Linked DNA regions of Homo sapiens: region 1 is linked to region 2. A link is a contact called in ENCODE Hi-C or POLR2A ChIA-PET data. All regions are on one chromosome and are shown on one strand. The core of a region is the stretch at or near the end of the contact, and the rest is flanking DNA. Distances in the headings are between cores, read along the strand shown.

Region 1 (5,425 bases), core at 340-2,839, 36 kb after region 2:
GCCGGGCGCGATGGCTCATGCCTGTAATCCCAGCACTTTGGGAGGCCGAGGCAGGCGGTTCACCTGAGGTCAGGAGTTCGAGACCAGCCTGGCCAACATGGCAAAACCCCGTCTCTACTAAAAATACAAAAATTAGCCGGGCGTAGTGGCACGTGCCTGCAATCCTAGCTACTCGGGAGGCTGAGGCCGGAGAATCGCTTGAACCCAGGAGGCGGAGGTTGCGGTGAGCCGAGATTGTGCCACTGCACTCCAGCCTGGGTGACGAGAGCGAAACTCCATCTCAAAAAAAAAAAGTGACAAAGCAGCCCCTCTGCCAGGGAGTGGCCAGTGTGACCTGAGGCCTTGGCACCCAGCCACCGTGCGTTACCTTTTGAGGTCTGTGCTAGAAGGTGCTGCTGCCGCAGGAGTCCTCTGACTGGGTTGTCAGGCCGAGATCCTCTCCTTGATGCAGAAAGTGGGAGGTGCTTTCCTCTCTCAGGCAGGATGCTCTTTCCTGGGAAGACTTTGGGCCTCCAGGCTGAGGACATAACCCCAAAGCAGTTTAGGACTTCTGGCTTCGGTAGCAAAGATATTTCCTTCTGTGCTTGTCTCTTCCCCACTCCAGCTCCGATCCATTGACTCAGCTTTTGTTCTGTGAATGTCATTTTCTTTGAATTTGTGTGAGTTTTGTTGTTTGCAAATAACCTAATGAAACTCCTTCTGTTCCCTTCCAAAACAAAAAGGAGGCTCTAGCATGGTCTACCTCCACATCTGAACTCCTCCAAGCTTTTCTGATGGTGTTTGGGCTGTACAGCACCCTGAGAGACCACCCCCGGCCTCCATGTACCCCCTGCCATCACCTGAGCCGCACTCACCAAGGCAGAGCCGGGAGGACTCCACCCACCCTCTTTCCTGTTCATAAGGTTTCTCAAGGAGCCTCTTGATGCTTGTTTACTTAAGGACGGGCACGGGTGAACTCTCACCCCCACCTGGTGATTTCACAAACACAAACCATAGAGGGGAAGGCTATTTCTCTCACTTTCTGGAAAAGGCCAAAACTAACCCTGAATCCCCCCGCCCATGTTTAGAGTAGACACAGAGGGAAGATGGTTCCGGAATGTTCTGCGTGTACTGCCGATTGTCCAATTGCTTAAAACAGGGCTTGGCGTGCATTGTTTTGGTCATTAGTTAACCAATCTGGGCGGGGAAAAAGGCAGAGCGTTAAATAATTACAAGCACTTCGGTGATTTTTTTTTCTACTGACTAAGGTTAAAATGAATAGTGTTGATCCGTTGCCCAGGCAGCAGGCTTGTTAAAGGAAATGGTATTTAAAATGATTTTTGAGCCAAAGCAATTTGGCTGCTTCAAGGCATCCTTTATCTTTTGCTTTCAAGAGGATAATAATGTTTAAAAACGAAGTCACTCATACCATTTCCTGTCGCGAAGCCAGCTCAGTGATGGGCAGAGCTTCCTCTGGGTTTGTTTACTTGCTCCATGATGGAAAATGCAAACTTAATGGGCTCCCTTCTGCCGAGGCTTTGGTGTTCCGACGAAACAAAGACCCATGCTGCTGCCGAATCTGTGTCCACAGCTCTGGCCAGCTCACCCTGGAAGTCTTGATTGCCACATTGTGGATGTCAGAATGTCACCTGCTTGGTTAGAGCTTCTAAACAGGAGGCTCAAGGCCACTCCCTGGCTCTAGGGTGGAGTCGAGGAAACCTGTCTAGGATGGGACACGCTCCCACTAGGCTCAGGGTGCCCTCCCGTCCAAGAGCATGATGGTCACCCCAGCTGGGAAGTTGCTAAGCAAGTCCTCCTTGGTAGAGCGTCTTTCCCATCATCCTCTGCGAGGAAGGCCAGGGCGATACACTCAGCTTATAGAGTGAAGTCGGCAGAAAGCACAACTTCTCAGTGAAGAGGATAAAAGGAAGGCACTACGGGGGCCCAGGACCTGCTCTGCCCTGCTTAGGGCTGGGCAGGGCTTACGGGCGTGACATGCATAGAGGCTCAGAAGAGCTGGCTCCGGCCTTTTGCAGTCTGGGATCCTCAGCTGGGGTGTGCACATGAGCAAGGGTGCTCTATGCCCCTGCCACCAGCCCCCGGGCTGCTCAGGAGGCAGCAGTGAAGGATGGAAAGGGTTTCCATGGCCATGAAAGAGAGAGAGCTCATCCGCTCCTGCATAGCACTGTGAGGGCTTGAACACACACACGCACGCACATACAAACGCAAACCTACATACACACACGCGTGCACACACACACACAAATGTACATACACGCGCACACAAACACATACAATCACACAAACACAAACATACGAACACACACACACAAACACAAACCTACAAACACACACGCAGGCACACACACAAACACAAACCTACATACACACACGCGCGCACACACACACAAACCTACATACACAAGTGCACACACAAACACAAACCTACGTATACACATGCGCGCACAGACACACAAACATACAAACACGCACACGCACAAACACAAACCTACAAACACACGCGCACATGCACAAACACAAACCTACATACACACGTGCACACACACAAACCTGCAAACACACACGCACGCACACATAAACACAGACTTACATACACATGCGCTCAAACACAAACATACAAACGCGCACACAAACACAAACCTACAAACACACATGCACGCACACACAAACACAAACCTACATACACACGCGCGCACACACACAGACATACAAACGTGAGCACACAACACAAACCTACATACACACACGCGCACACACAGACATACAAACGTGAGCACACAACACAAACCTACATACACGCGCACACAAATACAAACACGCACACACACAAACACAAACCTACATACACACGCACACACAAACGTACAATCACGCACACACAAACCTACGTACACACGCACACAAACATACACGCGCACAAACACAAACATACAAATGCGCACACAAACAAACCTACGTACACACACATGCACACACAAACACAAACATACAAACACACGTGCGCACACACAAACAAACACGTGCACACACACAAAAACACAAACCTACATACACACATGCACACACAAACATACAAACACACGTGCAAACACACAAAAACATATAAACAGGCGTGCACACACATAACCATACAAACACACACACGCGCAGGGGCACACATAAGAAAGTGCCAAGCACAGTACCAGGCACGCAACGACGGATCCACACACTTTAGATCCTTCTCTGACCTTTCTTTTATTCCTCAAAAGCACAGCATCCATCCCCCAGGGAACTGGGGGGGGGGGGGGGTCAGCGGAAGAGTTTGTCCTTGAGGGGACATTGCCCACTCTGTAAACTCAGGGCACCTTCTCGAGGATTCCCTCAAAGGGTTCCCTGGCCACGCATCCTACAGAAGTCAGCGAAATGCAGTTCTATGAAATGAGGCTGTTGGGAGATTTTGTAGTCTTGTGGGTGTGTGCTCTGTGTTCAGCTTGGGGGTCACGTGGCACCTGTCGGGGGCGGGATGCTGCTGAGACCTCTGCAGTGCTGGATGGCCCCATGGGGCCATGTGGCTTCACTCCCCGTCTCTGCCTCCCAGGCTCAGCAGGCCACCCGCCGGCCTCTCCTGCCCATCTCGGGAGGGCTAGCGGGGTAATTTAGGATGGTTGCCACTCCCCCGTGCATTTTAAACACGTTTCCAAACTGGGTTCATTCTGCCTTTGATAGGGAGGTGGCCTTCTGGGTTTTTCTTTCAAGAGATGCAGATTTCATGGACTGCGATTCTTCTCCAGATCTGCTGTTCAAAAAAAAAAAAAAATGTAACTCAGAATTTCTATTTGTTCAGAGGGGGAAAAATCTGCTTGCTATTCAGGCCCTAGATTTTCCTGAGAGATTAGTGTACTTGCCTGCCAAGATGTTAGCTAAAGGAAAACACATTTGCTATAGATCAGAAATATTTATCCTTTTCTGGGCAGGAGATCCGGAGAAGAACCTCATCAGAATGTACAGCACCTGGAAATATGAATAAATTCAATCTCCTGAGCTGCAGGCATCTGCCAGGAGGGCTGAGGCATGGAGGGGCTCTGGCCGTCTCCGGGGAGTTGAAACCATGAGCGGGAAGCCAAGAGCAGCTGCTGGGGTCTGGGGGATGCAGAGGTCAAAGGACCAAGAGGGGCCGGGTGCGGTGGCTTACACCTGTAATCCCAGCACCATGGGAGGCCAAGGCAGGCGGATCACTTGAGGTCAGGAGCTCAAGACCAGCCTGGTCAATGTGGTAAAACCCCATCTCTACTAAAAATACAAAAATTAGCCAGGTGTGGTGGCGCACACCTGTAATCCCAGCTACTCAGGAGGCTGAGGCATGAGAATCACTTGAACTCCAGAAGTAGAGATTGCAGTGAGCAGAGATGGCGCCACTGCACTCCAGCGTGGGTGACAGATTGAGACCCTGTCTCAAAAAAAATAATAAAAAATAAAAGGCCAAGAGGTCTGGTCCAGATAGAAGCCAGGGGAGGAACAAGTAGGGAACAGGCAGCCTTGACCAGCAAGCCGGCAGTGTCCTGAGGAAGAGGACGCTGACCCTTCCCTCCTGTTCTCTACGCCCTCAGACTGGGGCTGGGATCCCGAGACTGTGGGTGAGTGGGGCCAAGCCCTCTCCTGCTTCTTGTCCTGAGAAAAGGATCCTAGGTCTCTGTTGGGCTCCATGCAGTTGCCCCTCAGTGGCTGCCCCCGTCGTTTAAATCCTCTCAAACTCAGGCTCTTGTTTGGTAGCTGCAGAGAAATAAGAGATGCAAACTTATAAATAATTAAGAAACCTAATAATTATCTCCAACCAGACAGCAAGCCTGCATCCTCGTGAGAGACGGAAGATCTGGAGAGTTTCGGGGGGTAAACTACAAACCATTATTTAGCAAGTTTTCCCACTGGGCTTTGTCATGCCTTGATCTTCAACGATCATGATTAGAGTTCATTTGATTCCCGCAGCTGTGTTCTGGGGGCTTTGTGAGGAGGATCAAGTTTGGGATGTGGGTGAGCGTAGGGAGAGGAGGCGATGAATTCCTTGTGACATCAGAGCCCGATCTAAGATCATTTGTCTTTGGGGCCCCATGTTCCATCCCCAGAAGTGATTTGCCTTGACCACCAGCTGGCATCTACCCGGCTTGGGCATGGCAGGGCCCCACATCTCCTGGCACAGCCAGGCAGAGCCTGAGTCGGGTTGTCAGGACTCTTGATGCCTGGCCTCTCATTCCTGGACTGGCAAAGCCTGTTAGCATCCCAGGGCTGGAAGAAACACCCTACACACTTTGCCTTCTTCCAGGCAAAGAAGGATCCACCCTGGAGTCTCCATAGGCCCTGGCCAGGTGCGGAATGAAAATTCCTACCCCCAGATTTAAGTGTTTATCAGGGAGATTTCTGCTCATAAGGACTTTGTTAACCAAGAGACTGT
Region 2 (4,748 bases), core at 2,101-4,600:
GGCCCCCCTCCGCCCTGCCAGGAGGGTGTGTGTGCTGAGGCAGCTTCCCCAGGGACTGGACAGAGTGGAATCCCTGGCCCTTGTCTGTGCCTGGGCCACGGTTTCTTTTTGTTTGTTTTCATTTTGGTCAGATTCACATAATGCAAAATTAACTTTTTAAAGTCAGCAATTCAGAAGCATTAGTACATTTACAGTGTTGTACCGTCATCACCACTATCTTGTTCCAAAACACTTTCATCACCCCAAAGGGAAACTCCCAATGCATTAGCAGCCGTTCCCCCTTCTTCCCTCCCTCTGCCTCTAGCGACCACCAATCTGCATTCTGACCCTATAGGTTGACCTCTTCAGAATGTTTCCTAGGAATGGAATCATACAATGTGTGGCCTTCTGTGCCTGGCTTCTTTCAGTGAGTCTGTTTTCAAGGTTCATCCATGTTGTGGCGCATGTCAGCTCTTGGTTCCCCTCTCGGGGTGGATAACGTTCCATTGTATGGCGAGCCCACATTTGCTTACCTCTTCCTCTGCCGATGGGCATGTAGGCTGTTCCTGCCTTGTGTGAAGTGTGCCACTGTAGATATGTGTGTGCAGGTACCTGTTTGAGTCTGTTTTCAGTTCTTTTGGGCAGTTACCTAGGAGTGGAATGGCTGGGTTGTATGCTAATCCTATGTTTAACTTTTTGAGGAATGGGCCACAGTTTCTCTATGAAGTTCAAACGAGGTTCTTGAATCGGCTTCCAGTTGACTAACTAGACTCCAAGGAAACACAGATGAAATAAGACCCCATCCCAGCCCCCAGGACCTCCTGGCCTGCTCTCAGCCCATGTGAGGCAGCAAAGCTGCTGCTGGGACAGGAGGACCCTAGGGGAAGCTTTGGAGAGTCCGAGCTCCCAGCAGCATCTGGTGGCAGAACCTTCTTTTGGCTTCGTCCCTGAAGCATAAATGTGGAATCGTGTCCAGCGGCAGCCTGGGTTCCCCAGCCTGGGAGGTTCACGGGAGGAGGCTGGCCCAGAAAGCACATGGCCCAGAATGAGCCACACGGGGTGACTGTGGCTTTGGGCAGGTCCCCCTCTCCCTGCACCTCCCTCCCCACTGTCATTATCTGCAGAGTCAGGGGTGGGCCTGACAGCTTCCAGCAGTCTGTCCAGGTGCCTAGATCTCTATACTCCTGGACCCCAAATCTAGGAACCACTAATCAGGAAGGAAATTCCTCCACCAATCCTTCCAGGCCTTTCCACAGAGAAGGCAGCCCTTTTAGCATTTTATGTCCGGATGAAATAGTTCTAGGCACTATGCTGGAACCCCCAGCTCTGAGCCAAACAGGCCTTCCCTGGTCCCCCCAAGTCCTGGGGGAAGGCTGCCCTGCACCTGTCCCTGGAGGGGGACATGTGGGCAGATGGCACAAAGGTGGTACTGGCCATAAAAGCCATGTTGCAGGCAACAGGCTGGTCCCATTGGCCTTCCCTGCTCTCTCCTCAGTAGGAGGCAAGGCCTAGAGAGCTGACCCTTAGGCAGAAGAAGGGGTGGCTGTGGCAGACAAAAGACCCCCCTGAGGGAGGGAAGGAAAGGGACGGTGGGGTTCCCACTTTCCTTGGAGCTGCTGTGGAGTCTTTGCTCACTCATGCTGGGACCCGGCCCCCCGCAGCAGCCCGGGGACCTGGAGGTGCATCCACTGTGGTGAGCTGCAGCAGGCGTGTTGGGTTAAGACCTATGTGGTTGGTTCTGAAGAGAGCTGGGAATTTCAGGGGAGACCTGAGCGGAACCAGGGAGGATCTGACATTTTTATAAAAGGAGGTCCCTGTGCTCATCCAGTGGGGAGGGGATCCCAGAGCTTATGTCCCCGAGGGGAGCTCTGACTCTGTCCCCCTTTCTGTTTGCACTTGGGCAGGGCTCTCGAGTCCTTGGAAGCTGCCGTTTATTTTAAAACAGCCCGGACTCCTTGAGGAAGCTGAGGAGAGAGGAAATGGCAGAGGCGACCTCGCCTCACACTTCCTGGGCGGGAGTCCCCACTAGGTGGCCGCCTGAGCCATGGGGAGCTATTAGGAGGATCCTGCTGTAATCAAGAGATGGGCAGGCAGGGGACAGAGTGCCCCGTGTCTGGGGAAACTGAGGAGGTTTGTGTTTATCGAAGACCTTTTATGTGCCAGTCACTGCAAACGTATTGTCATTTAATCCAACAAACCTGCAAGATCAGGGTCATCCTTCATCCCCTCCCTACTAATGAGGACATTGTGATTCAGTGTCGCGGCCACTGGCCCACAGTCATCAGTGCTGCTAAGATGTGCAGGCGAGTTTCAAACCCAAGTCTGGCTTAGTGCCCAAACTTCCACCAGGCACCCCAGGCCCAAGGCCAGGCACCCCGACCTCCATCCAGGAGGACCGAGTGAGTTTCTCTGCCTGATCAGGGAGGATAGGAAGGGGCCTCTACCCCCGCTTCGTCCTACTCAGCTCTCTCCTCCTGAGGGTCTGAGGCCTGGACAGCAGTGCTGGGCGGGAGGCCTCAGTCAGCCTGGGTCTGAGGGTGCAGAGCTCCCTGGGGACATTACCTCTTCCTGCAAGGGGCAAAGTTCCTCAGTCCCTGTGTTAAAGGAAGGTTGGCTTCTCCTCTGCCCGAGATCCCAGAGCGCTCACAGTGCAGCCCTTCTTTCTGCTAAACTGCAGACTTATTTTATCAGCAGTTATTATTGAAGTCTCACCATTACTATTATTTTCATTCTGCAGATGATGAAGTCAGGGCTCAGTGAGACTGAGTGATTCAGCTGGGGTTCATCCCCCTGCTCCGTGCCAGAGCCTCGGAGGTTCCGATGCACTCAGGGCCCTGGGGGCATCCAGGGCCGGCCTGGCTGGGGCAGCGCATCTGCAGGTGTTTGAGGCACATTTGTTTTCAGGGGAAGGGGCGCTGCTGTGCAGACCCTGCTAAGTCTGTTCCAGGACAAGACATGCTGCCCATCCCTCCTGCTTCTCTAGTGCAGGAGCCGCGGCTCGGCATGGTTCTGCGTGTGTGTTTCCGACACTGGCTCCCAGGTGGAAGGCCTGATGCCGCCCTGCTGTCTGCTCTCTTTTGTAGAGATGTTTTCGTGAACTTGAGAAAAAATCGGGAAAAGGCCGATTCCCTCTGCCCAGCCCATTAATTCTGCATGCTCAGGCCGAATTAACCTTGGCAAGCCTTCAAGAGGAGAGAGTAATTCTAACCTTAAAAATCTGCTGATGAAAGCTGGTTTCAGGAATCCAACTCCTCTTAATGTCCTGGCAGACAGCTCAGCCTTGCATTAACATAGCCACAGACCGGCCCGGCGTTTCCCTCCACCTGCTTCATAAGCAAAACCCTGTTGTCCGTTTTAAGCAAGAATCCCTGCCCAGACTCCCTGGCCACATGCAGCCGCACATGTTGGAGTGTGCCGTGGATACCTACGTGGCGTCACAGGTGCCTAGAGCGGGCGGCGCTGGGGAGCTGGATGCCAGCAGGCTCTGGAGCTGAGTAGTAACCACAGCCAGGAATCCCGGCAGTGCCAGCCCCGCAGACGCCTGCCCACAGGAGAAGAGAGCCACTGATTTCTGGGCAGCACTTGGCCCTCCGTGCCGTCCAGAATGGCCTCGGGGAGTGGGCTCCTGGCATCTGCATCTGCTCTCCTCTGGGAATGGCAGATGAGTAGAGAGAAAGGCCGGCCACCTGGGGCTGTGTAGCCGAAGCTCCCAGCGCCAGAGGGTACAGCCTGAGCCTCCTTACCAAGGCTCAGGGTCCCACCGTTGGTCATCCCTGAGGCTGAAATACACAACACCCCTGCTGGCCTAACAGGCTGTTGATAAGGAACACATCAGACCCAGAGCTACTTGCAGGCATTCGTCAGAGATCCCTTGTGCTTAATGCAGGCAGACCTGGTGAAGGGTGAGGGGGTACCCATAACAGAGGGATGGAGGAAGGGAGGGAGGGAGATGGAAGGGAGGGAGGAAAAATGGGAGGGAGGGAGGAAGAATGGGAGAGAGGGAGGGAGAGAAGGAGGGAGGGAGGAAGGGAGGAAGGGGGGCAGGGAGGCAAGAAGAATGGGAGGGAGGAAGGACAGGGAGCGGGAAGGAGGAAGGCAGGCCATCACCAGTATACACCACTCTGGAGACCAGCTCTAGCCACTTGGCAGGGCTCCAAGAAATAGGTCTCAGCGGTACATTTTGATGAAAGAGAGGGAATTTCACTTTATTTATATATTATTTATGCCCAGTACTTTTAGGAAGTATTTGAGATAGCAACAGCACTGATACATTGAAATAGGCTAAAAGAACAAGAGCCAGTGGGTGGGAGATAACTGAGCAAGAATATACACGTACACTGAGCAGAGCTCCTGCTGATGACAGGACCGCAGATCCCAGCAGCCTGGCACACCCAGCTCAGAGAAAGCCTGTTCTTTGCTGGGGCCCGCAGGGAGCCAGGTATCAGGACAGATTTCTGAGACACGAAAGGTGCAGGTCTCCAGCTCCCGCTTGGCTGGGCCTGTGCAGGGTGAGGAGCTGGGCTGCCTTCCCCAAAGCGGTTTGGCAGGTGCTGGGACACAGCAGGGGCCCATGTGGGCCTGGCTGAACGTCCTCAGAGGGTGGGAAAACAGGCAGGTGAGAGTGGCCAGGTTCCTGGACGTGACCCTAAGCAGCAGGCGCTAGAGCTGACGAGAACAGCCCATGTGGAGCGTGCAGCAAGGCCCAGATGGGAGCAGCCCATGTGGAGAGTGGAGCGAGGCCCAGCAGAGTTCGGCGCCGCCCTCCCGTT

The links. A loop is a pair of places that touch in the nucleus more often than their neighbours do. ChIA-PET counts read pairs that join two places held with the same protein, here RNA polymerase II (POLR2A).
Region 1: a map of posterior vena cava shows a loop between it and region 2 (17-fold over the local background). The contact joins two enhancer-like sites. A Hi-C loop is called at or near these places in 2 of 168 maps with a recorded cell type or tissue (posterior cingulate gyrus and posterior vena cava). POLR2A ChIA-PET finds 5 or more read pairs at or near these places in 2 of 52 experiments (A673 and WTC11).

What each region holds. Positions count from the first base shown.
Region 1 is chr1:7,490,371-7,495,795 of GRCh38, forward strand. All of the region lies in intron 6 of CAMTA1 (calmodulin binding transcription activator 1), which reads left to right. Among named protein-coding and RNA genes, the nearest start is that of CAMTA1-AS1, 51 kb to the left of the region's middle. RefSeq lists an enhancer at 1,331-1,966. Within about 2 kb of position 1,590, at least 12 of the 41 ENCODE cell types and tissues checked have a DNase peak (open chromatin) inside an H3K27ac peak, as active enhancers do.
Region 2 is chr1:7,452,246-7,456,993 of GRCh38, forward strand. All of the region lies in intron 5 of CAMTA1 (calmodulin binding transcription activator 1), which reads left to right. Among named protein-coding and RNA genes, the nearest start is that of CAMTA1-AS1, 13 kb to the left of the region's middle. Within about 2 kb of position 3,351, at least 6 of the 41 ENCODE cell types and tissues checked have a DNase peak (open chromatin) inside an H3K27ac peak, as active enhancers do.